Regions from separate parts of the Homo sapiens genome. Here region 1 is linked to region 2. Evidence: chromatin loops called from intact Hi-C (ENCODE). Cell type or tissue: HCT116. All regions are shown on one strand. Links, peaks and the distances in the headings refer to the core of each region. The heading gives the core; the rest is flanking DNA.

Region 1 (15,428 bases), core at 3,456-11,455, 580 kb before region 2:
GAATGGTATTGCCGAGGTTTTCTTCTAGGGTTTTTATGGTTTTAGGTCTAACATTTAAGTCTTTAATCAATCTTGAATTAATTTTTGTATAAGGTGTAAGGAAGGGATCCAGTTTCAGCTTTCTACATATGGCTAGCCAGTTTTCCCAGCACCATTTATTAAATAGGGAATCCTTTCCCCATTGCTTGTTTTTGTCAGGTTTGTCAAAGATCAGATAGTTGTAGATATGCGGCGTTATTTCTGAGGGCTCTGTTCTGTTCCAGCGATCTATATCTCTGTTTTGGTACCAGTACCATGCTGTTTTGGTTACTGTAACCTTGTAGTGTAGTTTGAAGTCAGGTAGCGTGATGCCTCCAGCTTTGTTCTTTTGGCTTAGGATTGACTTGGCGATGTGGGCTCTTTTTTGGTTCCATATGAACTTTAAAGTAGTTTTTTCCAATTCTGTGAAGAAAGGCATTGGTAGCTTGATGGGGATGGCATTGAATCTATAAATTACCTTGGGCAGTATGGCCATTTTCACTATATTGATTCTTCCTACCCATGAGCATGGAATGTTCTTCCATTTGTTTGTATCCGTTTTTATTTCAGTGAGCAGTGGTTTGTAGTTCTCCTTGAGGAGTTCCTTCACGTCCCTTGTAAGTTGGATTCCTAAGTATTTTATTCTCTTTGAAGCAATTGTGAATGGGAGTTCACTCATGATTTGGCTCTCTGTTTGTCTGTTATTGGTGTATAAGAATGCTTGTGATTTTTGTACATTGATTTTGTATGCTGAGACTTTGCTGAAGTTGCTTATCAGCTGAAGGAGATTTTGGGCTGAGACAGTGGGGTTTTCTAGATATACAATCATGTCATCTGCAAACAGGGACAATTTGACTTCCTCTTTTCCTAATCGAATACCCTTTATTTCCTTCTCCTGCCTAATTGCCCTGGCCAGAACTTCCAACACTATGTTGAATAGGAGTGGTGAGAGAGGGCATCCCTACCAAGGAAATGGAAAACAAAAAAAGGCAGGGGTTGCAACACTAGTCTCTGATAAAACAGACTTTAAACCAACAAAGATCAAAAGAGACCAAGAAGGCCATTACATAATGGTAAGGGGATCAATTCAACAAGAAAAGCTAACTATCCTAAATGTATATGCACCCAATACAGGAGCACCCAGATTCATAAAGCAAGTCCTGAGTGACCTACAAAGAGAGACTCCCACACAATAATAATGGGAGACTTTAACACCCCACTGTCAACATTAGACAGATCAATGAGACAGAAAGTTAACAAGGATACCCAGGAATTGAACTCAGCTCTGCACCAAGCGGACCTAATAGACATCTACCGAACTCTCCACCCCAAATCAACAGAATATACATTTTTTTCAGCACCACACCACACCTATTCCAAAATTGACCACATACTTGGAAGTAAAGCCCTCCTCAGCAAATGTGAAAGAACAGAAATTATAACAAACTGTCTCTCAGACCACAGTGCAATCAAACAAGAACTCAGGATTAAGAAACTCACTCCAAACCGGTCAACTACATGGAAACTGAACAACCTGCTCCTGAATGACTACTGGGTACATAACGAAATGAAGGCAGAAATAAAGATGTTCTTTGAAACCAACGAGAACCAAGACACAACATACCAGAATCTCTGGGACACATTCAAAGCAGTGTGTAGAGGGAGATTTATAGCACTAAATGCCCACAAGAGAAAGCAGGAAAGATCCAAAATTGACATCCTAACATCACAATTAAAAGAACTAGAAAAGCAAGAGCAAACACATTCAAAAGCTAGCAGAAGGCAAGAAATAACTAAAATCAGAGCAGAACTGAAGGAAATAGAGACAAAAAAAAACTCTTGAAAAAATTAATGAATCCAGGAGCTGGTTTTTTGAAAGGATCAACAAAATTGATAGACCACTAGCAAGACTAATAAAGAAAAAAAGAGAGAAGAATCAAATAGACGCAATAAAAAATGATAAAGGGGATATCACCACCTATCCCACAGAAATACAAACTACCATCAGAGAATACTACAAACACCTCTATGCAAATAAACTGCAAAATCTAGAAGAAATGGATAAATTCCTTGACACATACACTCTCCCAAGACTAAACCAGGAAGAAATTGAATCTCCGAATAGACCAATAACAGGAGCTGAAATTGTGGCAATAATCAATAGCTTACCAACCAAAAAGAGTCCAGGACCAGATGGATTCACAGCCGAATTCTACCAGAGGTACAAGGAAGAACTGGTACCATTCCTTCTGAAACTATTCCAATCAGTAGAAAAAGAGGGAATCCTCCCTAACTCATTTTATGAGGCCAGCATCATCCTGATACCAAAGCCGGGCAGAGACACAACCAAAAAAGAGAATTTTAGACCAATATCCTTGATGAACATTGATGCAAAAATCCTCAATAAAATACTGGCAAACCGAATCCAGCAGCACATCAAAAAGCTTATCCACCATGATCAAGTGGGCTTCATCCCTGGGATGCAAGGCTGGTTCAATGTATGCAAATCAATAAATGTAATCCAGCATATAAACAGAACCAAAGACAAAAACCACATGATTATCTCAATAGATGCAGAAAAGGCCTTTGACAAAATTCAACAACGCTTCATGCTAAAAACTCTCAATAAATTAGGTATTGATGGGACGTATCTCAAAATAATAAGAGCTATCTATGACAAACCCACAGCCAATATCATACTGAATGTGCAAAAACTGGAAGCATTCCCTTTGAAAACTGGCACAAAATTCTTATCTGTTAAAAGTGGACATGTGTCTTTGGCCCATGAGAAAATGAGTTTACCTGGGGGGAAAGATCCATAAGTAGGGTGTCCCTGTTTTCCCAGAACAGTCCAGGTTATTTCCATGTAATTATTAACAGCATTCCTTTTCTTGATCAAATGAGCACCAGCTGATTAATGCATTACATGGTCACCTTGCCTATGTGGTAGAGGAACCCATCCATGAGTAAAGGCCTGGCCATGTGATTGACTGGTACCATTCAAGGCATGGTGAGGGGTTCATCGTGGTGGGGCAGTGGGGGCACTGGTGGTGGAGCGATAGGGCAGGTGGCGCAGTAAGAGAGACTGGATTGGGCTAAATGAAGAGTCTGTGTGCCCTGCCAAGCAGAATTATGACTATGCTTGTTTAAGTGCTCCCCTTGCATGCTTATGAAAGGACTGTTCATTATGCTTTGCTTTAGAGAGATTTTGGAACTGGGTTTTCCCAGCTGAAATATTTGTTTTGTATGTTAAAACAATAAGATCCTCTATTTAACTTTAAATTTACATTAATTAAAATTAATTACAATTTAAACATTCAGTTTCTTTGTTGCAGTAGCCACATGTATGGCTAGTAGCCACTGTATCGAACAGTGCAGTTATAAAATTTTTCCATCATCACAGAAAGTTCAACTGGACAGCACTGCTCTAGGCTGTTGCAGATTAATGAGACTAAGGAGGCTTGATAACTAAAGGCAATGTGTCATCCTGGATTGAGTCCTGGACCACAAAAAAAGGACATCAGTAGGACATTTGGTGAAATTTAAATAAGGTCTGTAATAATACTATTGAATCAGTTCTTATTCGATAATTGTACTATAGTATGGAAGATGTACATATTTGGGGCCAAACTTGTTATTATCTTGCAACTTTTTCATAAGTCTGAAGTTATTTCAAAACGAAAAGTTAAAAAAATGTATACATACACATTTATTTCTCTAAAAGCATGTGTACCACCTGTTAGGTAGGACAGTGAGAATACTTAGACCAGTGCTTCTCAAATTTGAACAGGCATACAAATCATCTGAAGATCTTTTTAAAATGCAGGTTCTAGTTTAGTAGTTCTGGGGTGGCTCTTGAGAGTCTACATTTTTTTCTTTCTTTTTTTCTTTTTAAAGACAGAGTCTTGCTCTGTCATTCAGGCTGGAGTGCATTGGCACAATCATAACACACTGCAGCCTAGAAATCCTGGGCTCAAGCAATCCTCCTGCTTCATCCTTTCATGTAGCTGGGATTACAGGCATGTGCCACTACATCTGACTAATTTTTTAATTTTTTTGTAGAGTCAGGGTCTTGCTATGTTGCTCAGGCTGGTCTCAAACTCCTGGACTCAAGCGCTGCTCTCCTACCTGAGCCTCCGAGTTGCTGCTCAGATTTTGCTTTTTGATCAGGTGATGCCTGTTTTGCTATCCAAGGAACATAGCTTGAATAGCAAGGTTTTAAAGAACTGTGAAAATTGTGATTCTTATATATATAAACCCAATGGTAAGGCTGCTAACATTGGAATGTTATTCATAAAGGCAGTAGTTGACCTTATTATTTGGATTGGTCATGTTCCATGAATAGAGTGGAAATGTGATTGCTGGTATGCTGAAACAGTATCTTCTCATTAACTATTAGATCCTGGTAGTTATGTTTTGCTGTTTAGTTTCGGTTTTGTGCACTCACAAGGGAAAGAAAAAATCAAGAAATCTCATGGTTCGATTTCAGCATGCATCAACTGATTTTCTTATTTATGGAAGTCTAACTGTAACATAAAACATTCCAATGTACAGGTGTTGAGGTTTTTGAATAGCTTCCATTTATAGCTTGGGTCTAACTCTTCTCGCCTAAGGGGAGGCGAGCTGGAGGACTGGTAGATAAATATATATTACATAAATCTTTGTGTGCTCCCCACACAAGATGGTTACTTTTGGGTTTTCCAGATTATTCAAGTGTTTTATTTTTCCCCTTTGGGGTTTATACCACAGATGAGAACAGGGTGAGTTGCCCTTCTCAGAGACTTATTCCAGTATCAAGCCTACTTTTTCTTTCCTCATATTTTCAAGCCTTTCTTTTGTCCTTCAAATATAAAACTTACATAATGACTCTAACATTGGAAGTTTTACATGGATTTCATTTTGCTGCTGATTTTATTTCTGGTCCTCTCTCCTGGTACCTTGTTTCCTTGGTTGTTTTATGGTTTTAAAAATTTATTTATTTATACCGTTTATTTTTCTTGATCTGTGAAAATTTTTTTGAGGCCTAGGATGAAGATGAGTTCCTCCAGAAAGAAAGTTTATCTGCCTTTATTAAATTCCTTGGTGATACTACTGCTCTGGAACTACTGTGAATTATCAGCTTACAAGTTTCGGAATTTTGTTGTAAATTCCTGTAAGGGATGGTTCATGATTATGAATGCTCATGTGGGACATTTTTCTCCTTCCTCCCACCATCAAGGTTTGAGTCTGGGCAATTTTCTTTAAAGCCTCCTTTAAAAGAAACTAGGGGTTAGGTTTATTTCTAGTTTACCCTTATATTGAAAATGCAGCCCTTTGGAGACTTGCTCAGTGGAGGTGGGGGTTGGGAGTCATGTTAGACTTTCAAGACCTAGACTTTGTTATCTGTTCTCAGAGACCTGAGAGGCTAGGAACACTGATGTTCAAGTTCACCCAGTATACAGCAACTGGCATCAGAGTGAAACCCCTTCCACTGCTCTCATTACTCTCTTGGCTCCTTATTCATTTAGGGATTTTTTTTTTTTTTTTTTTTTTTTTGCCTAAGTAAGTTTATGAATTAACCAAATATAATGGCTTTACCTTCAACATGCAGGCTTTCAAAAATCTATCACTTTGGGTCCAAATTTTGGCTCTGGGATTTCAAAACTAGGCTTTCAAGATGAGGAATGCCTTTCTTTTGGCCTCTTGTCTTTGGTGCAAAGCAGTTGCAATTCTCCTTCTGTAATCGGTGCTCTTCACGACCATACCTCCCTGAAACAAAGAAGGGCTTAGCTTCAATATATATTTGTTTTAAACCTGGAAGCAGATGTAGGGTAAACAAACAAACTGTAAGCGATAGAAACATTAGTTAATGTAAAATTATTTATTTGCTATAAAGATATATTTGACTATTTCTGGTATTTCAGCATAGGGATTACTGATAATTTATTTAACTAATCTCTTATTATTGAGCATTTTAATTCTTCCCATTTTTTCCCTGCTATCCGTGTTGCAACAGTGAACATTCTTGTACATTTATTTTGTATATACGTGCAACATTTCATCAGGATAAATGTCTACAAGTAAAATTGCTGGGTCGGATGGTATGTCCATTTACAATGCTGATGTTTATTGGTTAGGGCAATATTAAACAGTAATGATCATCTTTTACTAAAGCAAGCATGTGTTTCCGCATCAATTTCAGCGTAACGCCCTTGTATTTTGCACACACAATTCTGCCCTCTATCAGAAAGACTTTTAGATTAGATATCCAACTGTATAATTATCTTTTGTATTCCCAGATTTCACTTTAACAATCTTTTTTTTTTTTTTTTTTGAGACAGAGTCTCGCTCTGTCGCCCAGGCTGGAGTGCAGTGGCACAATCTACGCTCACTGCTCACTGCAAGCTCCGCCTCCCAGGTTCACGCCATTCTCCTGCCTCAGCCTCCCGAGTAGCTGGGACTGCAGGCGCCCACCACCACGCCCAGCTAATTTTTTTGTATTTTTAGTAGAGACGGGGTTTCACCATGTTAGCCAGGATGGTCTCCATCTCCTGACCTCGTGATCCGCCCACCTCGGCCTCCCAGAATGCTGAGATTACAGGCATGAGCCACCGCGCCTGGCCTTTAACAATCTTTAATAACTGTACTTAGAGGAATTCATGGATTGTTAGCAGTGATACAACTTCTGTGTAAATTTTAAGCTATTTAATGATCCTAGATGGATTCTCAGTTTGCACTTCTCATTTTTTTAGACAGGAGTACCAGTGACTACAAACTTATGGATAGAGTTATGTGTTAACTCTGAATTAAAGTCAGTCTTTAAGTGCTGTTTTGAATCATACACTAAAATCATAGCATATTAGAGTTCTAAGGGTTCTTATAGGTCTGTAACCAGAGTGCCGCAGTTTATAGTTTGGAATGCAAATAAGGCACTGCTCAGGAGAGGTCCCAAAGTGCAACACGTGAGCCTCACATGCCAAATGAACAGGAAACTGCTTTTCTTTGGGAGCCCCCTCCCCTGATATTCCTAGGGCCAGTTCTGGCCACTTCCATTTCAAATCCTGATGTCTCAACTCAGACACCAGGAGTGTCTCTGATGCCCCACAAGAAGCTGGTGGCTCCAGAGGAAGCTGCTTGTGTAGACCCTGCCTTGGACGACTGTTCTTTTCTAGGGAGCCAGAGAGAAGATCCCCAGCCTTTGGTTAAGTTCAGCCAGGAGAGGGCTCCTGTGAGACCTGGCCTGGCCTCCCATCATTAGATTCAATTCACTCACATAGCCACTTCTCTAGGACTCAAATCTGCCATCTGATTCTCGGGTTGGGTCTAGACCCAGTGTGCACTGTCTTACAGCTCCCAAAGCACATTCCTTTTCAAACGCCTAAGTCTGCAGAGGCTGGACTGGTGATCCTATGTTTTCTCTTTGGTAAGGGCTTATCTTAGGATCTCGTGGCCCTTTCCTGACTCCAGGCCTTGCTCAGGGCCACCCCTAGTCCACCCTGACTAGTTTTAATTTTAGAGACAAAGTGTAGGGGTCTTGATCCCTTCCTCTAGGAGAGTCTTGGGCTCCAAATGCAAATTTGACTACTCCCCTTCTCACCCCAGCAATCTTCAGGCTCTACATCTCAGCATTTTCTTTCTTTCTCACACAGAGATATGAAATTCCATTTTACCCAGCCATCCTACTGGAGAGCATTTAAGTCCAGTGCCCTCATTTTAAAAATGAGGAAACCAAAGCACAGAAAAGTTACTTACCTAAGATGACACACTTGGTCACAATAGATCAGAGGCAAGAATTCTTGTTGTCTAAATCATAATATAGGACTCTGTTATTTCCACTGAAATGTTTCTGTTTTGTGAGTTTTTTTCCAGTGAATTTTGAAATCCTGAGCCACATTCTGTCTCACATTCCTGGCCACATTCCACACTGCCCAGCTGAAATATGCTCAAACTTGCTGGGTGCTTTTATGATTTACCTAGTGGTGATTTCCAGAGTCAAAGCCAAACCACTCATTAAAAGCAGCCACTATTTTGGAAAGCCCACATGATTGTTCCCCTTCATTAGAATGAATAATCAAGAGCTAGCACTGAGCATATTTGTTGCCCTAGAATGTGCTTTGCTGCCTCTCTGTGACCCAGAGAATCTAGAAAATACTTATGCTGCAGCCCAGCATTTGAGGTATGTTTCCCTTCCCATAGTTCCCATGGACTCTCCATTGGGTCAAACCTTTTGGAGGTATTTCTGATTCTATTTCATCCTGAACATTTGCCACTTGATGAGCAGTGTAGGGAAGAAACTGGAAAACAGAGAGTAAAGAAATCTATCTGAAAAGTGGTCTCAATACCCTGGGTCTTGGTTCTTCACCCCTGGGGCTGTCATCCTTACCTGTGGCATGGAGTTCTCAGCATATGCCTATTCCTCAGGCTGATAGCTAGTTTTGGGTGGGGAATGCAGTTTGAGAAGGTACTAGTCTGGAGGGAGGGGGTGTAGGAGGAGAGTTCATATTTAAAATTCCTTCTCTTGAGGAATTCAATTTCAAAAAGCCCAGAGTTCTGCTATATATTGGCAGAATACAATTAGTTGGCTTGGCTAATGTTGGGTCAGGACTGCCCTTTTAACAGAACACCGTTCTCCAAAGACAGCCTTTAGCATTCTTTGACAAAGATCTTTAAGGAAATCACTTTCATCTTGATTTTTTTTATTAGTTAACATGCAGCGAAAACTTAACCGTTGGTTTACATCTGTAGATTCTACTAAAAATTCAATCTGTTATCCACATCAGATCACATGTCTCTAAGAGAGAGGTTCTTTGCCCTGGCTGCACATTGAATCACCTGGGGAACTTAAAAAACTTCCAACGTCCTGGCCACACCTCAGAGCAATTAAATCAGACCCTCTGGAAATGGGACCCAAGCATCAGTACTTTTTCATTATTTGTTGTTAATTTTTGTAGGGATGGGCTCTTGCTATGTTGCCCAGGCTGATCTCAAACTCCTGACCTCAAGTGATCCTCCTGCCTCAGCCTCCCAAAGTGCTGGGATTACAAGCATGAGCCACCAAACCCAGCCGGCATTCTGGAGTCCAAGTTGAGAACCACTGCCTAAAAGTTGCTACCTGAAGGCTATAATTTGCCTGAATGCTACACTCTAAGCTTTGCGAGGGCAGAAACTGGTTTGTTTACTCTCACTCATCCTCAATGCCTGTGATACCTCCTGACCCATAGTTGGAGTTTAACGAATATTTATTCATTAAATGAATTAATGCTTGTTCAGAATTTCATTAAGATGTAGATAAAGAAATGCTCTGCCTTTTGCCTGGGAGTGATGTTGGAAATCCTTAATCACTTATACGGCCATGACACTTGATCAGAGTGTTAGAGGCCTCTATGTGCCCTGAAACCTTAAATTATAGGATCATGGGAGGTTTAGTGTCCTGGTGGAGGGGCATCATTGGCCAGAACTGTTGGGACACTTTGGGGAGATCAGCACAATAGCTATTTACCAACTGGAATGAAAGCATTTTAATATTTTAACAATAGGTCCAGCTGTACACAGCGGTGGGAGAGCAGGCTACCATGGTTTACGTTTTGATCCTTCTGCTGTTAACAGGGGATTTCCTAGTCTGAAAGGCTATATGTGTTATAGCTATATGTGTTCTGTTGCTGTCTTACCTCTCAGACTTCACCTTATATCACTCCCCTGACCCTCTTCTCGGCAACACTGGCCTTCTCTGTGTTTCTTCAACACGGCTAAGCTCCTTCTTGCCTTAGGGCCTTTGCTCTTGCTATTCAGTCTGCTGGATTATTTGCCCAATGGGAGGAGCTTCAAAGTCATGTTACAAAGGGCATAGATTCAAAGAAGGGATGGCAGTAGCCATTTCTGTTACTCTACCACGTGGCCCCTTCATGTAAATGCTCAGCATCTCAGATTTCTTCTTCATCCCTCTTTTCCTCTCCAAAATGCTACTTGGGTATAATAAAGAAAAAATGTCACTTGTGTGGCATGATAGTCTCAGAGACAAAAAAAGTGTCCCTTCAGTTTCTCTTGGATCGTCTCTGGTCTTAGCTAGAGAGTGCTTGGTCCCAGCTGCCACTTGCACTTGAGCTTCAGGCTCCATCCCTGGGTGTTCTGTTCATGTTTGGTGCTGATAGTTACGGCTGTTGAAACTTGGATTAGTTATTTTTGTCTTGACTGGGCCTAGATAACTAGGACTCATATCCTTCTCCTTGGCATTGCAGACACTAGAAGCTTTTGCATTTAGGTTTATAATTCAGCTAATGTTCATATTTTTCTTTCTTTTTTTTTTTTTATTATACTCTAAGTTTTAGGGTACATGTGCACATTGTGCAGGTTAGTTACATATGTATACATGTGCCATGCTGGTGCGCTGCACCCACTAATGTGTCATCTAGCATTAGGTATATCTCCCAATGCTATCCCTCCCCCCTCCCCCGACCCCACCACAGTCCCCAGAGTGTGATATTCCCCTTCCTGTGTCCATGTGATCTCATTGTTCAATTCCCACCTATGAGTGAGAATATGCGGTGTTTGGTTTTTTGTTCTTGCGATAGTTTACTGAGAATGATGGTTTCCAATTTCATCCATGTCCCTACAAAGGATATGAACTCATCATTTTTTATGGCTGCATAGTATTCCATGGTGTATATGTGCCACATTTTCTTAATCCAGTCTATCATTGTTGGACATTTGAGTTGGTTCCAAGTCTTTGCTATTGTGAATAGTGCCACAATAAACATACGTGTGCATGTGTCTTTATAGCAGCATGATTTATACTCATTTGGGTATATACCCAGTAATGGGATGGCTGGGTCAAATGGTATTTCTAGTTCTAGATCCCTGAGGAATCGCCACACTGACTTCCACAATGGTTGAACTAGTTTACAGTCCCACCAACAGTGTAAAAGTGTTCCTATTTCTCCGCAGCCTCTCCAGCACCTGTTGTTTCCTGACTTTTTAATGATTGCCATTCTAACTGGTGTGAGATGATATCTCATAGTGGTTTTGATTTGCATTTCTCTGATGGCCAGTGATGATGAGCATTTCTTCATGTGTTTTTTGGCTGCATAAATGTCTTCTTTTGAGAAGTGTCTGTTCATGTCCTTCGCCCACTTTTTGATGGGGTTGTTTGTTTTTTTCTTGTAAATTTGTTTGAGTTCATTGTAGATTCTGGATATTAGCCCTTTGTCAGATGAGTAGGTTGCGAAAATTTTCTCCCATGTTGTAGGTTGCCTGTTCACTCTGATGGTAGTTTCTTTTGCTGTGCAGAAGCTCTTTAGTTTAATTAGATCCCATTTGTCAATTTTGTCTTTTGTTGCCATTGCTTTTGGTGTTTTGGACATGAAGTCCTTGCCCACGCCTATGTCCTGAATGGTAATGCCTAGGTTTTCTTCTAGGGTTTTTATGGTTTTAGGTTTAACGTTTAAATCTTTAATCCATCTTGAATTGATTTTTGTATAAGGTGTAAGGAAGGGATCCAGTTTCAGCTTTCTACATATGGCTAGCCAGTTTTCCCAGCACCATTTATTAAATAGGGAATCCTTTCCCCATTGCTTGTTTTTGTCAGGTTTGTCAAAGATCAGATAGTTGTAGATATGCGGCATTATTTCTGAGGGCTCTGTTCTGTTCCATTGATCTATATCTGTGTTTTGGTACCAGTACCATGCTGTTTTGGTTACTGTAGCCTTGTAGTATAGTTTGAAGTCAGGTAGTGTGATGCCTCCAGCTTTGTTCTTTTGGCTTAGGATTGACTTGGCAATGCGGGCTCTTTTTTGGTTCCATATGAACTTTAAAGTAGTTTTTTCCAATTCTGTGAAGAAAGTCATTGGTAGCTTGATGGGGATGGCATTGAATCTGTAAATTACCTTGGGCAGTATGGCCATTTTCACGATATTGATTCTTCCTACCCATGAGCATGGAATGTTCTTCCATTTGTTTGTGTCCTCTTTTATTTCCTTGAGCAGTGGTTTGTAGTTCTCCTTGAAGAGGTCCTTCACATCCCTTGTAAGTTGGATTCCTAGGTATTTTATTCTCTTTGAAGCAATTGTGAATGGGAGTTCACCCATGATTTGGCTCTCTGTTTGTCTGTTGTTGGTGTATAAGAATGCTTGTGATTTTTGTACATTGATTTTGTATCCTGAGACTTTGCTGAAGTTGCTTATCAGCTTAAGGAGATTTTGGGCTGAGACGAGGGGGTTTTCTAGATAAACAATCATGACGTCTGCAAACAGGGACAATTTGACTTCCTCTTTTCCTAATTGAATACCCTTTATTTCCTTCTCCTGCCTGATTGCCCTGGCCAGAACTTCCAACACTATGTTGAATAGGAGCGGTGAGAGAGGGCATCCCTGTCTTGTGCCAGTTTTCAAAGGGAATGCTTCCAGTTTTTGCCCATTCAGTATGATATTGGCTGTGGGTTTGTCATAGATAGCTCTTATTATTTTGAAATACGTCCCATCAATACCTAATTTATTGAGAGTTTTTAGCATGAAGGGTTGTTGAATTTTGTCAAAGGCTTTTTCTGCATCTATTGAGATAATCATGTGGTTTTTGTCTTTGGCTCTGTTTATATGCTGGATTACATTTATTGATTTGCGTATATTGAACCAGCCTTGCATCCCAGGGATGAAGCCCACTTGATCATGGTGGATAAGCTTTTTGATGTGCTGCTGGATTCGGTTTGCCAGTATTTTATTGAGGATTTTTGCATCAATGTTCATCAAGGATATTGGTCTAAAATTCTCTTTTTTGGTTGTGTCTCTGCCCGGCTTTGGTATCAGAATGATGCTGGCCTCATAAAATGAGTTAGGGAGGATTCCCTCTTTTTCTATTGATTGGAATAGTTTCAGAAGGAATGGTACCAGTTCCTCCTTGTACCTCTGGTAGAATTCGGCTGTGAATCCATCTGGTCCTGGACTCTTTTTGGTTGGTAAACTATTGATTATTGCCACAATTTCAGAGCCTGTTATTGGTCTATTCAGAGATTCAACTTCTTCCTGGTTTAGTCTTGGGAGAGTGTATGTGTCGAGGAATGTATCCATTTCTTCTAGATTTTCTAGTTTATTTGCGTAGAGGTGTTTGTAGTATTCTCTGATGGTAGTTTGTATTTCTGTGGGATCGGTGGCTAGCAAGACTAATAAAGAAAAAAAGAGAGAAGAATCAAATAGACACAATAAAAAATGATAAAGGGGATGTTCATATTTTTCAAACTACTTATTCAGATTTACCAGCATTGAATTACCTTAACTTCCTTGTTCAAAATCAATTGAATATAATAAATGTGTGGTCTATTTCTGGACTCTCAAATCTGTTCCATTAATCTATTTTTGTATCTACCAATACCACACTGTCTTGATTGCTGTACCTTTATAATAAGTTTTGAAATCAGGCAGGATGAGGTTACAACATTATTCTTTTTACTGCTTTTACTTAGGTCTTCTTTAATTTCTGTCAGCAATGTTTTATACATTTTGGTATATATGTCTTTGCTGAATTTATTCCATACATATATATTTAATTATATATAGATACACAATCACATTTTAGTGCTACTATAAGTGCCAGATTTTGTGGCTAAATATATGTAACACAAGACTTATCATTTTCACCATTTTAAGTGTACAGTTCAGTGGAATGAAGTGCATTTACATTTTTGTGCAACCCTCACCCACACCCCATCTCCAGAACGTTTTTTTTCCTAAGCTGAAACTGTACCATGAAACACAAACTTCCCAATTCTTCAACCCTGGCAACTACCATTTTACTTTCTTTCTCTATGATTTTGACTATTATAAGACCTCATTTAAGAGGAATCATACAGCATTTGTTCTTTTGTGGCTGGCATATTCTACTTAGCATGGTGTCTTTAGGGTTCATCCATGTTATAGAATGTGTCAGAATTTCTTTTTTTTTTTTTTTTTTTTTTTTTGAGATGGAGTCTCGCTCTGTTGCCCAGGCTGGAGTGCAGTGGCATGATCTTGACTCACTGCAAACTCTGTCTCCTGGGTTCAAGCAATTCTCCTATCTCAGCCTCCTGAGTAGCTGGGATCACAGGCATCCGCCACCACCCCTAGCTAATTTTTGCATTTTTTAGTAGAGACGGGGTTTCACCACATTGGCCAGGCTAGTCTTGAACTCCTGACCTCAGATGATCTGCCTGCCTTGCCTCCCAAAGTGTTGGGATTATGGGCATGAGCCACTGCGCCCAGCCAGGATTTCTTTTTTTTTAAGGCTGAATAATATTCCATTGTATGTATATACCATATTTTGTTTATCCTTTCATCTATTGATGGATGCAACAATATTGAATTACCATCTATTGATGGAAGTAACACGAGTTGCTTCCACCTTTTGGCTATTGTGAATAATGCTTCTATGAACACAAATGTACAAATATATGCTCGAGTCCTTGCTTTCGATTCTTTCAGATATATACTTTAAATGTGTGTATGTGTGTGTGTGTGGTAGGGGAAGGAGTGTCACAATCCTGTTGGCTGGGGACCTGGATAGAACAAAAACAGAGAAAAGATAAATTGGTCTCTGTCATCCTGGAGCTAGGATATACTCTTCTCTTGCTTTTGGACATCAGAACTCCAGGCTTATCCAGCTTTTGGATTCCAGTATTTACACCAGTGGCCCCCCAGTTTCTCAGGCTTTTAGGCTTGCATTGAGCCATACTAATGGCATCCCAGGGTCTCCAGCTTGTAGATAGCCTGTTATGGGACTTCTCAGCCTTCAGAATTGTGTGTGCCAATTCTCCTAATAAACTCCTCTTTATCTATCTATCTATCTATCTATCTATCTATCTATCTATCTGTCTATCTATCTATCTGTCATCTATCCATCCATCTACCTATTTATCTATCCATCCTATTTGTTGTGTGTCTCTGGAGAACCTTGACTAATTCAAACTTCAATTTACATCCCTGTAGCAGCCACTCTCTATTAGATATCATTGGGTCTTTCCCCAGACATGTGCAGCCTAGCCTTCAACCAATAACCCAAGGAAGACCCACACGGACTTTCCCCTACCTACTTCACAGCCAGTCAACTTTATTCTCTCTAATGCCCTTTGTTCTCTCTGATGCTCTCAGCTTACATTTCATCTCCTTGCATTGTGGTCAGAAAAATGCTGCCAAGCAAAGAGCCAGGGTGAATATGGGTTAAAGCTTACAAATCTTAGGGGTTTCCTTTTGCCAAGGAGTGTATATATATATATATATATATATATATATATATATATAATAATATATGTAATATAAATATATATGATAATATAAATATATGTATGTATCAAGGACCCATATTTTTGTTATCTTTTCCTTCTGCCATTTTCCTATGTGTTATGTTTTCAACCTTAGTTTGTTGTCTCATGGTTGCAAGGTGGCTGCCACTGCTCCAGACATCACATCCTCACA
Region 2 (15,428 bases), core at 2,799-10,798:
GCTGGGGCCCCTGCTTTGGCCGTTTGTCCTGCTGGAATCTGATGGAGGAAAGACGCTCTGAGAGAGTAATTAGACGCAGACAGAGATCTCTCTCCATAGTCAGAGGAGCCTAGCAGGGGCTGAAGGAACTGCCTGAGGATGACAAAGAAGGGGATCCATGAACAAGGAGGTGCTAACAGGTCAGAATCAGGCCTCAGAGGACTGTTGGCCCTTCCTCAGCCGTAGAGACAGGCTCTTCCCAACCCATGTGTTGTCAACGGCTCCTACATGTCATGCTTGCATGAGGTACCATTTTTAAAAATAGGCACATGCTATTGTGATTGATAAAATCCACACATAACTAGAAATGTTTTTAAACATATACGTTTTTGTCCTTGTGCATTTTCTTGAACTGCAAGTATGCACATTGGCTATCATACAAAATCCTTTTTTTTTTTTTTTTTTTAATGTTCAAAAGGGCTCCTTCTACTCAAAAAGGCTGGATATCACCAATGACAATTTTTCAGAGTTCAGCCACATGAATGCCATAGGAAAAGCAGTTAATAACAACCATGACACCAGCCGGCATTTGTAGAAGGCACCTTCTGTTCCAGGCTGTGCTAAGTGCTTTTATGGGCTCCAGGTCTGGTTGCTCTTCTCTAGACCCCGGTCCTCTTCTGCCTGTCACTCTTCTATGGCACTGAGACATCTTTGTCTTATTTTAGGATTGTTTGTGGATATGTGCGAGCTTATCCAGGGCCAGAGACTGCCCTGTTCGTTTTTGTGTCCTCCAGGGTCAGGGAGAGGGTTGAACCTCCATAATTGTTTGGCGAATGGTCCTGAAGGGACAGAGGTCTGTTTGCTTGTACCTTTGTGTAGTTTATAAATGGAAGATTCAGAAAAGGGCATAAGAGTTGGTACATACTGCCACCCAGGCCTTCCTCATTTGGCTTGGGGTGGCTCACACAGAGTTCACACAGGCTTCCCCACAGGCAAGCTGTCCTTGACCACTCCTGGCTGCAGAGGAAGAGGCAGATGTGGAGGCCACAAGCCTTCTACACCTCCAGCCCCAGCCTGTTCTGAAAAGTTGCCCTTGTGGGGAGGGCTGATGGCGTTTCTGAGGCATGTGGGAAAGGAGGAGCCTGGCCAGGGTAGCTGCTCTGCTTCCCCTGGTGCTGGTCTCTCTTTCCAGCAGGTACCAGGCAGCACCTACCTAATAGACCTGCCCCAGCTCCACAGACAGTTCTGGTTCAGTGTAGGAGCACTAGTGTGGGCTCAGGAATGCTCCTGACGTTTCCTGAGTTCCCAGCACTGTCCTAGGCCACAGGTAAGAAAGGCCCAGGCTGTATGCTGCTCCCCAAGTATTTTACCTCTTCTCTCTGTCTCCTTTTCAAGGTTTCCTGCTGATCTTGGCACTGACCGAAGCGCTGGCATTTGCCATCCAGGAACCATCTCCCAGGGAATCTCTTCAGGTCCTCCCTTCAGGCACTCCCCCGGGAACCATGGTGACAGCACCCCACAGCTCTACCAGACATACTTCTGTGGTGATGCTGACCCCCAATCCCGATGGACCCCCCTCACAGGCTGCAGCTCCCATGGCAACACCGACACCCCGTGCAGAGGGGCACCCTCCTACGCACACCATCTCCACCATCGCTGCGACAGTAACCGCCCCCCATTCTGAAAGCTCCCTGTCCACAGGGCCCGCTCCAGCAGCCATGGCAACCACATCCTCCAAGCCAGAGGGCCGCCCTCGAGGGCAGGCTGCCCCCACCATCCTGCTGACAAAGCCACCGGGGGCCACCAGCCGCCCCACCACAGCGCCCCCCCGCACTACCACACGCAGGCCCCCCAGGCCCCCAGGCTCTTCCCGAAAAGGGGCTGGTAATTCATCACGCCCTGTCCCGCCTGCACCTGGTGGCCACTCCAGGAGTAAAGAAGGACAGCGAGGACGAAATCCAAGCTCCACACCTCTGGGGCAGAAGCGGCCCCTGGGGAAAATCTTTCAGATCTACAAGGGCAACTTCACAGGGTCTGTGGAACCGGAGCCCTCTACCCTCACCCCCAGGACCCCACTCTGGGGCTACTCCTCTTCACCACAGCCCCAGACAGTGGCTGCGACCACAGTGCCCAGCAATACCTCATGGGCACCCACCACCACCTCCCTGGGGCCTGCAAAGGACAAGCCAGGCCTTCGCAGAGCAGCCCAGGGGGGTGGTTCTACCTTCACCAGCCAAGGAGGGACACCAGATGCCACAGCAGCCTCAGGTGCCCCTGTCAGTCCACAAGCTGCCCCAGTGCCTTCTCAGCGCCCCCACCACGGTGACCCACAGGATGGCCCCAGCCATAGTGACTCTTGGCTTACTGTTACCCCTGGCACCAGCAGACCTCTGTCTACCAGCTCTGGGGTCTTCACGGCTGCCACGGGGCCCACCCCAGCTGCCTTCGATACCAGTGTCTCAGCCCCTTCCCAGGGGATTCCTCAGGGAGCATCCACAACCCCACAAGCTCCAACCCATCCCTCCAGGGTCTCAGAAAGCACTATTTCTGGAGCCAAGGAGGAGACTGTGGCCACCCTCACCATGACCGACCGGGTGCCCAGTCCTCTCTCCACAGTGGTATCCACAGCCACAGGCAATTTCCTCAACCGCCTGGTCCCCGCCGGGACCTGGAAGCCTGGGACAGCAGGGAACATCTCCCATGTGGCCGAGGGGGACAAACCGCAGCACAGAGCCACCATCTGCCTGAGCAAGATGGATATCGCCTGGGTGATCCTGGCCATCAGCGTGCCCATCTCCTCCTGCTGTAAGTGCCGCCCTCTCCCACCCATCCTCTCCCTCTACCACATCACTGGCTCAACCCCAGCATTCCTTTGTCCCTGATTTGGCATCCTTGCCAAGTGGGCTACAAAAATTCCCAGAATCTCAGGAAACTAGGTATCAGGACAGGTTATCCCTGACCCTAGTCCTCAGCTCTGCCTGGCCATGGCTTGAATGCCTGCTGATCATAAAGTCACAACTCCCAGGAGCTGGGGGAGGACCTTACAGGCAGTCTAATCCAACCCTGCATTTTGCAGAAAAAAAATGCCAAGCTAGCAGTGACATGGTTCACCCAGGATCCCAGAATTAGTGAGAGGCAGGGCTGGGCTGAGAGCTTGTAGCAGCTGTCTTCCAGCCCAGTGCCCTTGTCATGACACCACTCTGCCTCAAGGTAGCCTGCCAATGCCTCTAGCAACCTGGCACCAAGACACCGTAGGTCAATGTCGATGCTTCAAAATTTACAGCCTCCAACTAGCAAACCCCTCACCTTCCTCTTTATCTTCCATCCTCTTTCTTGTGTTTTCTCTCCTCCTGCCCCTCTTCTCTCCTTCTGTCTCTCTTCTCCTAAGAAAGAAAAAGAGATAAAGCTTTCATCTGGTGGGAAGTTCTATAGCTTTGGCAAAAACCTAGTTCTTGCAGCTAAATTAAGGCTTGAGAGTTACGTAAACTCTAGCAACTCTCCACCCCCACCCCACTTTATTTGTTCGTAGGTGATGTGAGCTGATTGCATTGTGGACCTTGTCCTTAGTTTTTGCCCTCCCAAGGCCACCAGCTTCTCCTTGCTGCTGCCTGGCACTCTGTGAATGAGGAGTCAGGAGGCATTCTCTCTGTATTCTCCATAAAGAATCTGGTACAACCTCTCAGAACTTTAGGGATTTCATTATGTCTTCCCTCATGTACTTGAGCTTTGATTCTTATGATTCTTAGAGTTTCTCTGATAGCCTTGCAGGAATCCTCAGCCACACCCCACCCCAAATGGTTACCATCTGCCACTCCCTTACCCCTTCCAGGGATGGCCACACTGCCCCACCCTCATATCCCCGCTCCTTGGACAGCCCATTCTCCTCTGACCCTCCAGGTTGTTGTCCAGCTCTCCTGGGGGCCTAAAGTTTGCCTTCTTGTGATTCCCACTCTATGGCCCTAAGCTGTGCCATCTGAAGCCATACAACTCTAGTTTGTCTAGCAACGTCTGAAACATTTGAAACAGCTCTGAAAGGCAGCCTTCTCTTCATCCAAGCTGCTCAGCCCCGGCCCTTCAAGTCTTCTTTGTAGGGCTGCATTGCCTGGGCCTGTCTCCCATCTGCCCCCTCTGGGGTAGCTTCTGCTTTGTCTCCCAAAAGGAAGCACAGCATTCCACCTGTGTCTGGCTACGGAAGAGGGAGCCGATGGTGGACTCTTTCTTTAGTAGCACTCAGGCAGCCAGCACTGGCATCAGCTCTGCTGGTTGTATTGGCTTCAGGTCATACATAGGCTTGCCCTGATCTCAAGAGGAACAAAGCCCCGAAGGCTTCCCTCAGGGAAGGCTGCTGAGCCAGGTCTCCCAGCTTTTCCTCCTGCTCTGGGTTGTTAGTGCAGGAGGTTTATGCCTTTAATGCGAACCATGATTTCCACTTGGCCTTGTGTTGCAAGATCTTTTTATATCCGGAGTCTAGATTCTTTTCAGGAGCCGCCTCTCATAGCTTTCGGTCTCCTTCAGGTTGATGAGCAAAGTAAACTTTCCATGTCAGGGCTGGGCAAACTGCTTCTGCTGAAGGACCCAATTCAAGAAAAGTAAAAGTGTTTGCAAGTTGCATATTTCATTCTTAATGAAAACAGCTTTATTGTCTCTCATGAAAACACACATTTACACATTTATTCTTAAAACTGCAGTTGCCCACTTCTAAAACAGAAGAATGATCATGAGAAAATGTAGCCCTATTAGCCAATGAATTCTTAATAATGGTTGGTCATATCTGAGAAGTAACTACAGTAGAGACAGCTTTCTAATTTTCCAATCTTTACATGTGTCTAGGATGCTCTCGTTTACAAAGTGCATTCCGTTATTTTTTTATCATTCCATCTTAGACCAGCCAGAGACATAAAAGCAGGAACAAGCAAACACACTGCTAAACACACAGGTGCCACAGTGACTCCAGCTGTCCTCCACACCTTACAGGTAGGGAGTGAGTCACCAGGTGAAGTGATTGACCCAAGGTCCTGACCACACAGTGAGTCAGCCTAGATCTGGTAATACAAAATCTGTTTGATTCAGTGCAGGATTTCCTGTGTGCCCATTGTGTGCCAGACACTGTGCCGAGCATTAGGGAATCTGAGATATGGGCCTCCCTCTTTGAGCTGGATAGCCTGCACCCCACAGGCTACACCCACCTGGATTTTGCAATTCTAAAAGAACTCCTACTTCTCCCCCAGCCCTTCTGTTATGTATAAGCTTGAAATTAGATCAGATCTTATTGCAAAGCTGGAAAGCCCATGGGCTGCCTAAACCATGCATAAAAATGTCAGCCAAGACAGGAGGAAGGACACAGCCTGGGACTGTCCCTTGAGGATTCTTCTGGCACCCTGAAAGGAGCCTTCAGGTGCTGGAGATGGAACATATTACTTTCTAAAGAAAGACACAAACTTTTAATAAAAGTGGACTCTGGTAGCCCCTTGGGAACCGCACACCCCACTCCCTTTGATGTCTGTCTTGCGTTTCCACTATACACAAGGAGGCTCTTGCCTTGGCCCTGACTGCCTCCACATCAGCTCCATGTCCTCAGTCATGGCCCCAACTCCTGCGGGACCATCGTTAACCCTGTGAAGGCTCCAGTGAGAGGGCCATTAAGGTGGAAGAATATTTGTCCAGCTTCAGAACCCTGTGCTCTCAGGAACTATCCTCATCTATTTGGACTGTTTTCATAGCCCAGCACCACTCTAGTTATCAGGAAAGCAGACCTCTTCCACGTCTAAGGGCCCCTTGTTTTGGACCTTCTCAGTGGCTTCATTTATCTTAAAGCTACTCTACAGACCTCAAAGAAGGGTTTCATCCTTTGCCAGTTTGCCAGATATTTCAGGCACTCTGAGTCAGGAGTAAAGTGCATGCATCAGTTTCCTCTCATCTGGCATTTCATACCAGCACTGGCCCCTACCTTGCTTCTCTGAAGCCACCAGAGTCAGAATTCAGATGGGCGGGGTGCTGGGCAGCGGTGATCCTCTGCTCCTGGTAGAAGTGGGAGTTGAGTAAGGCAGATCCCAGGCCTGTGCAAGGAGGGAGGGTGTCCGTTCACCTGCCCTCCCAGATTGCAAGCCACAACCAGTGCCTGGAGGCATATATGTGTCCCGGGGCTGAGAAATGCTTTTCTCTCCTGAGCCCTGCCAGACACTCTAAGCCACGCACGTTTTCAGAAGTGCTGAGAACTGAAATTGATTGGATTCAGGCCATAATGGGCTAGGGCAGAGGAGCCAGGTGGCTCCCAAGCTGGTCTCTGCTGCCACCATCAGGACGCACAGAGCCCACCACTCTTGCCAGAAGCCTCCACGCCTGGCGCTGAATTGGTCGGCGCTCACCATTGTCAGCGGTCTGAGTTTTCATGAGCGTGTCAGTTTTGTGGCTCTGTCAGGGTCCTTTGCCTGTTTGTCACATGTGATGTCCATTTTTGAAAATGCCTTCACCCATCCTCCCTGCAAGAAGATGGGGCTGTTTGGAGGGTGAGATTAGAAAAATAGACTAGCTGCAGATGTTTGTCATCACCAACTCAAGTTCACCCTGGCCAAAGTGGAGTAGCCCCTCTCTCTCTGACACTAGACACTTGAGGGCACCCTCTGCACCTGGTCCCCAGAGCAGTCTGGCCTCCTTCTAGACAGTGGAGCATTAGTGCAGCATTCAAAGAGGTCACATACCATTGTGCTGATGGTTGCTCAGTGAATATTAGACCTGAATGTATATGTGTGCCTTTTCACTCACAGGCCCTGAATGAGTTTATAATTATTATATAAGAAAACCCGGGTGAGAATGACTCTTGCCAATGAAAAGAGTAGAAGAGATTGGGATCAGAAGGCATTATGGCTGGGAAACATGTCTCCTTGGAGCTTACGGATCAAACAGGGATGGGAGAGCCTCAAGGCAATGCAGGGATATCCAGGGAATGTCCCCCAGCTGTTCCAGTGTTAGACCCATACCCTGACAGCTCTTCCCTGTGCATCCCAGCCAGCACCTCCAGGCAGCACTCAGTCCTCACTTCATGGCTTCTCCCCAAGAGGGCCGTGGGCTTCTACAGGCACATTCCCGCCTGCCAGGCTGGTGGGTCAGACACTAAGCCCCCCAGCCTGACCTCCCTCCATACCCTGAGGCCTCCCTGTGACCTCCTCCCTCAGCCTCCAAAGGAGGGAAATGGCTGTGCACAGCCCAGGTGCACCCCTCCCACTGGCACCCATGGGCGAATCCTTTCCCTCACTGGTCTCAGGTTTCTCATCGACAAAACAAAGGGGCCAAACTGAAATGTGTCATCACTCCCTGTCCTCACAGTTAAGCCTGCATAGATCATTAGAGAGGAAGCCTAGTATGCTTCTAAGACTTGGCTTGTGGAATCAAACATACCTGCACACAACCCCAGCTCTTAACATTTGTTGGCTGTAGGACTTACACAAGTAACTTCATCATTGATCCAGTGTCTGTCTGCAAAATGGGACTCCTGTCCACTGTGTTAGTTCCTTCGAGATGCAGGCACCAAGATGGGATTAGGCATATAAGAGAATTATTGGGGGAAACACCTGTAAAATGTTCAGGAAGGAACTGAAGTAGGCAGAGGAAGCCCCAGACTGCAGTGCAGGCCTGACCCCCATGAAAGGAGAGGGAGAAGGAAAGAGAATTCAGTAGGAAGAGTCTTAGACTACAGTGTTGTTCTAAGAAAGTTTCTGCCAGCCAGTGGGAGTCCTTAAGCCATTAGAGGGGTTCCATGTCCAGCAGGAACAGGCCTGCACTAGTACCCCTGTCATGGTCAATCATGGCTGACCAGGGCATTTTCATGGCTGCAACCTCGAAGACTTGTAAAATCAGAGATGATGCATGTTAGGTCTTATCTTAGCATCTGCCATGGAGAAGGTACTCAATAAATGGCAGTGATCAAACAGTGATGATTATTCATCTTATTGTTTTTAAGATTTGCAATGCCTGCTCAAACAGGCCCGGGAAAGAGCAATTCAATAGTTGTTTGAAAGGTTGAATCCTCAGGGGACCTGCAGGGTTTCATTTCCATTTCTCATCACACAGCAGATCCTATCACCTGAAAGCATGCCCTTCCACAAATGTGAATACAGTACTCAGGGCTCCATCTGAAAATGGAGTGACCCCTCTTCTTCCTGTCACACATCTGACAAGCCATGGATGACTCCCCAGTGACATTCCTGGGAACCCAAGAGAGCTTAATTCCCAACTCTGTTTTAAAACTCAAGGAAATTGGGACTCCATGACCTCCTCCAGAGTCTTGATGGCTACTGCCTCAGGAGAAACAGAGCAGTTGAAGCTTTTCAACTAAATGGGAAAGGGAACAGTTAACATCTTGTGTTTGCATAGAGCTGCGCAGTTTACAAAACGCTTCTGCATATGTCATCTCTATACCCTCCGGTGTTCAGGACAATACAGGATAGTGGATATCAACTTGAAGATCATCAAGACCTGGACTCAAGTTGCAGTAATTAGTTGGGTGATCAAGATCAATACTATTAGCTTCTATGACCTTCAGTTACCTGTTCTGAAAATGGGAAGAGCAATAGTGCCTTCCTCAGGCAGTTATCATGTGGGCTAAATAAGCTTCAAAGTGCCTGGGTCAGTGCTGGGAATATAGTAGAGACCCTGTAAGTCTGACTTGTACTTTTCTTTCTTGGATGAAAGGTGAGACCACTGAAATAGTGAATGTTCTAACCCCTAGGTGGAGCTTTGTCCTTGAGCCACCCAATAGTCATATAACACAGTTTTTCTTTCTAGATCTCTCTTGTAGAGGATGTTGGGAGAACAAGAAGAGAACTGTCATTAATTAAGCATCCATTGTGTGTCAGGCATTGTGTTTGGCATTTTGCATCCATGATCTCTTTAATTCTCATTACAAGCCTATGAAGTTCATCTTAAGTGACTTTCCAGGTGGAATACATGGCAGAGTCACAATTTGAACCTAGGTCTTTCTGTAGCCAGGCTGGCTTTCAGTAAGTAAATGAAATGGTGTTTGAGAAGCACTGGAAACTCCCTGAGAGAAATATAATCAGGCCAGGAGCATGAACATGTGAGGGGAAGACAGCGTGGAGCAGAACTTTCTGTTCTGACTCCCAGGCCTTCCCGCAGGGCAGGATCTCTGCATCTGGCATTCTAACAACATGGGCTGTTAGAGCACTGGACTCGGGGGCGGAGGACTTGGATTCTGCAACCTCTACCAGCCCAGGTTAGCAGCATGGCCTTGAGCAAGTTCACCTCTCTAGGTTTCCATGCCCCACCTTCTAGAATAAGAATGTAGGCTGGGGGAAGGGGCTGATTTGTTTCAGCACCTACTGTGCACCAGGGACAATTTGAAGTGCTGGCAGATGTATGACTGCATTTAATCTTCCCAAGGAAGCTGACGCTGAGAGAGGTTAAGTAACTTACTCAAGTCATGCAAGTAATAGATTGTCACCTAGATTCTAATTCTAAATTCGATGTCCCTTTTGCCCTATTGACTAGGCCTAAGATGGCATCTGTCACTTTGATTCTGTTTGCTTATAACTGCTCAGTAGATCAGAGGCACAAATATCTTTCTACCTTAGAGAGGCGTGCAAACTATACAAATCTGACTCACAGATACACTTTTCCCCTGCCAGCCTGTGTTCTGTGTCTATGGCAGTGTTTTGTGGGGCATGATGGGATGTGCCCCTACAGGCTGATAACTGAAGAGCTGTTCTGTTTGTCCTGATTGCTCCCCTCCCTCTAGCTCTAACTCTACCAAAACTGAGCTGGAGCTGAGGAAACAGCACTTTTCCCACTTCCCAGATGGTTCCCTCTTTATGGCTTCTGTCACACCAGCTAGAACTCCTCCAGGTGTTTCACCATGCCAGCTGCAGGAGCAGAGTGAAAGGTAGTGACAATGAAGAACAGAGACACCAGAGAAGGGGACAGGGGACCCGGGATCTTGTCCCAGCTCTGCCACTCACATACCTGTGACCTGTGGCAAGGCGGCCAGCACTTTAGGCCACAGTTTTTCCTCTAGAATAAGGAGGCGGCCTGAATTAGCAAGTTTCAGGCTGAGCACCACAGCCCCCTCCTTGCCCCTTTCCTCTTCAACCATCTGAAGAAAGGGTTTTTTGGAAGGAAGGGAGGGAAAGAGGAAAGAGATCCACAATATTTGAAAAGTTCTGTACCAGCTAATCTCTCAAATCCCCGTTAGCCCTAACACTCAGAAATTCCTTCTATGTTTTAAAGATTTTTTAAAAAGGATCTAGAAGACTGAAAAGCAAATTAGAAGTCTTTTTGATCAAAGCAGATAAGATAAAGTAGAAACTTACCCTATCTCCTAACCTTGTACAGAGACCTTTCCAGGTTGAGAGGCCAGCAAGGCTGGCAGCTGGAAAGAAAGCTACAGAATTCCCCAGGCAGCCTACAGGGCCCTGGGCTCTGGGCTGTGAGGTCTCAGCCTATACAGGTGCCAGCTTGTGCAACTGCCCCACACCCTGGCATGAACCCACCCCTGATGCTGGCCAGACCCTCAGGCTGCTGCGAACAGAGCTGGCCCTCTGCCAACCCCCGGTGCTGGCCTCTCTGGACAGCCCAGCCTGGGACCCCGACTCCCCAGCACAGAGATGGTTGGCACCACCAGGATGTCAGATGTGGCTCTTGGCTTCAGCTCTCCTCATCCCCAGAGGCTCTGGTGATGATGAACCTGGGGCAGGATATACTCAGTCCTCACTTCATGGCTTCTCCCCAAGAGGCCTCTGTCACCCTTGTCCTTGTGTTACCCTTCTGCAGTGTGAATCTGGACAGGCCACCCCACCTCTCTGACCTCAGAAGCCTTCCCTGCTCACAAGCCACTCAATTCACACATGGTTAATCAACAATATCGAGACATAATTCTTCCTCCTGGGCCCTGGGAGTCTCAGGGATGAACAGACAGGGTCACATGTCACACTGTGCTCAGTCAAGCTGTGTGGAGCCCACCTCAGGCCATCTGTGCAGGTGGGCTTTTGCATCAATCTAAGGCAGGAATCAGCTGGTAAGAGCATAGACTGGCCAGGTGCAGTGGCTCACACCTGTAATCAATCCCAGCACTTTAGGAGGCTGAGGCAGGCGGATTACCTGAGGTCAGGAGTTCGAGACCAGCCTAACCAACATGGCAAAACCCTGTCTCTACTAAAAATACAAAAATTAGCCAGACATGGTGGCAGGCACCTGTAATATCCCAGCTTCTTGGGAGGCTGAGGCAGGAGAATCGCTTGATCCCAGGAGGCAGAGGTTGCAGTGAGCCAAGATTGCGCCACTGCACTCCAGCCTGGGCAACGGAGCTAGACTCCATCAAAAAAAAAAAAAAAAAGAAAAAAAAAAACCATAGACTTTGGAGTCCAGATGTCTGGGTTTGCTTTTGGGCCTATCACTTTACCTCTCTGAGCTTCAGTTTTCCTATCTGTAAAATGGGGATCCTAACAGTACTGACTTTATGGGGCTAAATAGAGGATTAAATGAATATTTCTATGTCCTTGGAACCATGCCTGGGACGTAAGTCCTATATAACTATTAACACAGGATTTTTTGATGATGATGATGATGATGATAGTACCAGAAAAGCTATTTTATCAGCATTCAAGACTTCTGCCCCGTGATTTTGCTCTGTGAACTTCTGCTGTAAAGGTCTTCTGTGGAATTAAGGCTCACTTTGTACAGTTCACCATGCCCTGCCCCTTTTCCCACCATACACTTACTCCAGCTGGGAACTCTCCTCATCAGTTCGGTGGTGCAACCCAGGCACCATCCTTGCTGCCTCCCTCTCCTCTCTGACTTGCACTCTCTCCATAGCTGTCCTGCTGACGGTGTGCTGCATGAAGAGGAAGAAGAAGACCGCCAACCCGGAGAACAACCTGAGCTACTGGAACAACACCATCACCATGGACTACTTCAACAGGCATGCTGTGGAGCTGCCCAGGGAGATCCAGTCCCTTGAAACCTCTGAGGTAATGAGCTTGAAAGTGCTGGCCCCACTGCAGGGAAACCAGGTCCAAAGAGAGCCATGGGGCATCTGCTCATTTCTGAGTGCCTTGCTCCTTAACGTATGGCCCATGGACCAGCAGTATCAATAACACCCAAGAGGTTGTAGGCCCTACCCTGGTCCTACTGAGCCAGGATCTGTGTTTTAGCAAGAATCCCCAGGTGCTTTCTGCACAGTAAATTTTGGAAGCACTGTTCCTGGGACTTTTGGTTTCTGGGAACAAGTGAACAAATACTCAGTGAGGACCTGTTTTGTGCCGAGCACTCCCAGGGCACTATGAAGATGAGAGCTTGCTCCTAAGGGGCTCAGGTTCTGAGATGTGGCTGGAGGACAAACCCCAACATCACCCAAAAACAAAGCCAATTAGGGGAAACACAAACACAGACGAGTTATAGACAAAGAGCTGTGGAAACCCAAGGAGGAAAGCCTTCCCAGTGCAGATGCTAGGAAGGATTAATGGATTTCAACAGGCATTCCAGCAGAGGAGGTAGCCTGAGGAAAGGTGAGGATACGTGCTGGATCTGAAGGGAAAGAAGAATACACTGTCAGCATATTTGCCCAAGACACCTGGCTGGTCAGTGAGTGAGCTGAGCTTTGAACCCAGGACTTTAACCACAGAATCCATACTCTTTCCATCCTCACACGGAGGGTGGCGTAGAGGCCAGAGTGAAACAGTAAAGAAGGATAAAGGCCCAATTAGACACAGCCTTAATGGGGTATTATGGCATTGGGACTCTAGTTTGGGGCAGCAGAGAGTCACTGAAAGTTTTGATCTTTGGGTGACCCAGTTTTAGAAGGATTATGCTGATGGCCTGGTGAAAGCACCCTATATGTGATCAGCGAATGGATAAGGAAAGAAAATAATGGCTTGATGGATGAGTAAATAGATGGAATGACACAGAAAGACAGACTAAAAATAGGTAGCTCAACTAGGATGCAATTGAGATGGCCCAGGAGAAAGATAACAGACATCTGAGTAAGGCAGTGAGAGCTGAGAAGAGTTCTTGTGGAGGTGCAACCCCACCCCTCCTTCCCGTGTGGGTCCCTTCCCCAGAGCAGCCAAGGTGAGCTTTTGTAAACATAACTGTGGTCACATCGCTCACATGCTTAAAACCTTCTCATTTCTCTCCAGTTAAAGTTCAAAGTCTTGTATAGGACCTGCAAGGTAGACCTAGACCCAGGCCAACTTTCCAGCCTCACATCACACCCCTCTCCCCATCTTTTGCTAAGCTCCAGCCACACTGGATTTCTTTTTGTTCCTTCACAGCACCAGGTTACATCACACCCACTCCAGGTGTGTGCATGGGCTGTCGCCTCTCCTACAACATCTTCAGGCTCTCCCCAGCACCCCCTTCACTTGCTCACCTCAGTGACTCCAACCCATCCTGCTGCAGGGCCCAGTCTAAATGTCACTTCCTCAGCGAGGCCTTCCTTAACCTGCCAGGCTGGGTTCAGCTCTCCTGTCACGTGGTCTTAGCTCCCTGTGCTTTTTCATTGTGACCCTTTTTAGAGCTGTGATATGCTACTGGTCTGATATTAGTTTAGTACCCCTCTCCCCTACTTGAGTAACCAGTTGCTTCCACATCGCTAAACCCAGCAGCCAATTCCGAGCACTCATCCTACTCCATCTGTGCAGCACTGGCACTGTCACATGGCAGCAGAGGCCCTGCCTTCTCAGGCTCTCCCCCAGCTCCCATTACTGATTCCCTGTCCTTTCCCCAACCTCTATTCACTGGAGCGCCCCATCTCGGTCCTGCCACCACTTCTCTTCTTTTTTTTTTTTTTGGTTGTTGTTTTGTTTTTGTTTTTTGAGATGAAGTCTCAACTCCGTTGCCCAGACTGGAGTGCAGTGGTGTGATCTCAGCTCACTGCAGCCTCTGCCTCCCAGGTTCAAGTGATTCTCCTGCCTCAGCCTCCCAAGTAGCTGGGACTACAAGCACACGCGACCACGCCCGGCTAATTTTTGTGTTTTTAGTAGAGACAGGGTTTCGCTATGTTGGCCAGGCTGGTCTCGACCTCCTCACCTCAAGTGACCCGCCCACCTCAGCCTCCCAAAGTGCTGGGATTATAGGCGTGAGCCACTGCCCCCAGTCACTTCTATTCTCTTTCTACTTAGTCCCATGACTTAAATACCATCTCTGCACTAGAGAGTCCAGATTTCTACCTGTAACCTTAATGTCTCCCCTGGCCCCAGACTCACCTACCCAGCTACCTGCTGCACATGTCTAATAGGCACCTCAAACTCAACACACCCAAGATTGAACCCTTGATTTCGCCCTCCCAACCCCAAAACCCAAACCTCACATGCAGCTCCTGATTACGTAGATGGTACTGCCAGCTGCCTTTCCTTCCTGCACACCCCACTTCTAGTCTGTCAGAAAATTTCATTGGTTCTCCCTAAGGACCAGCACCTCTCATTGCCTGCACCTCTGCCCCTGATCCAAGCCAGTCTCCTCCCTCGCACCATGAGTGCTGCAATGGCCTCTAAATTAGGACTCCCCACTACCATCTTGCCTTCTGCAGTCTGCCCTCTGCACAAGAGCCAGATGATCTTTTCAAGGCAGGATCCCATGTCCGCCACAGCTTCCACTTTCAAGTGGCTCTTCTCTACATTTTGAATAAAATCCAGACTCCCATTCTCATGCCCTTCACAAGTTGGCCCCTGCCCACCACCTGAGCCCCCACCACACTTCCCATTGATCACACACCAGCTTCAGTGGCCTCTTTGCTCTTCCTCCTGCACAGGAAGCTTGCCCCCACCTTAGAGCTTCGTTCTTGCACCCTATCTGAAATGCTTTTCTCCTGGATACCTTGAACCCTCAATTCCTTCAGGTCTCTGTTCAAATGCCACCTCCTCTGGGAGGCCCTCCCTCCCTTACCACTCTGTATTAATTAAATCTCCAACCTCATTCTGTTTCCTCTTCCTTACTTTACTTGTCTTCAGAGCTCTTCTCACCACTTGACATTGCATCATTGTCTCTCTGTTGATTGGTTTGTGGTCTGGCTGTCCTGCTGCCTGAGGCAGGAGCATTGTTTGTTGTGCTCACTGCTCTATTCCCAGCACCTGGAGCAGTGCCTGGCACATGGTAGGTTCTTAGTAAATGTTTATCATGTGAATGAACTATAAATGTTGTTCACCACAATTTACCCATCACCCAGTCAGAGCCTAACACACAGTAAATGCCCAAGAAAAATTTTTAAGCAGAGGACAAACGAGGGGCCAGCTTCACTGCAGCATTGACCTTTAGTGTGGCCTGTACACATTTTGCATGGAAAAGGTGTTCCTGAGATCTGTTGTAGTAAGTGGAAAAAAATATGTAACTTGACAAAGGGGCTGGTCCTACTTTAGGTATGGGCTGTGAACCCCTGAACTTTAAATTTCTCATATTCTCTTTGCAAATTGGTAAATGAAAACCAAAGCCAAAGGACAATACTC

What was found. Peaks named below come from ENCODE experiments on the same cell type or tissue, not always from the same donor. Only the 100,000 strongest peaks of a DNase experiment are listed, where the experiment ranks them.
Region 1: a loop joins it to region 2, with 2.5 times the contacts of the local background. A loop is called at or near these places in 3 of 110 quality-filtered maps.

Annotation. Positions count from the first base shown.
Region 1 is chr3:132,796,799-132,812,226 of GRCh38, forward strand. It overlaps NPHP3-AS1 (NPHP3 antisense RNA 1), which reads left to right. Exons shown (of 11, transcript NR_002811.2): 5 at 3,422-3,569. It overlaps LOC105374115 (a long non-coding RNA gene), which reads right to left and starts at 7,917. Exons shown (of 3, transcript XR_924500.3): 1 at 7,750-7,917; 2 at 5,596-5,766. In HCT116, for the core only: a CTCF peak has its summit at 7,237 (motif pointing right); no DNase peak of the experiment used is centred there; H3K27me3 peaks cover 610 bases.
Region 2 is chr3:133,378,378-133,393,805 of GRCh38, forward strand. It overlaps TMEM108 (transmembrane protein 108), which reads left to right. Exons shown (of 6, transcript NM_023943.4): 4 at 1,375-2,784; 5 at 11,803-11,957. LOC101927432 (a long non-coding RNA gene) reads right to left here and starts at 3,416. Exons shown (of 7, transcript NR_189054.1): 1 at 3,286-3,416. In HCT116, for the core only: a CTCF peak has its summit at 6,281; DNase peaks (open chromatin) are centred at 4,984 and 6,274; H3K27me3 peaks cover 4,968 bases.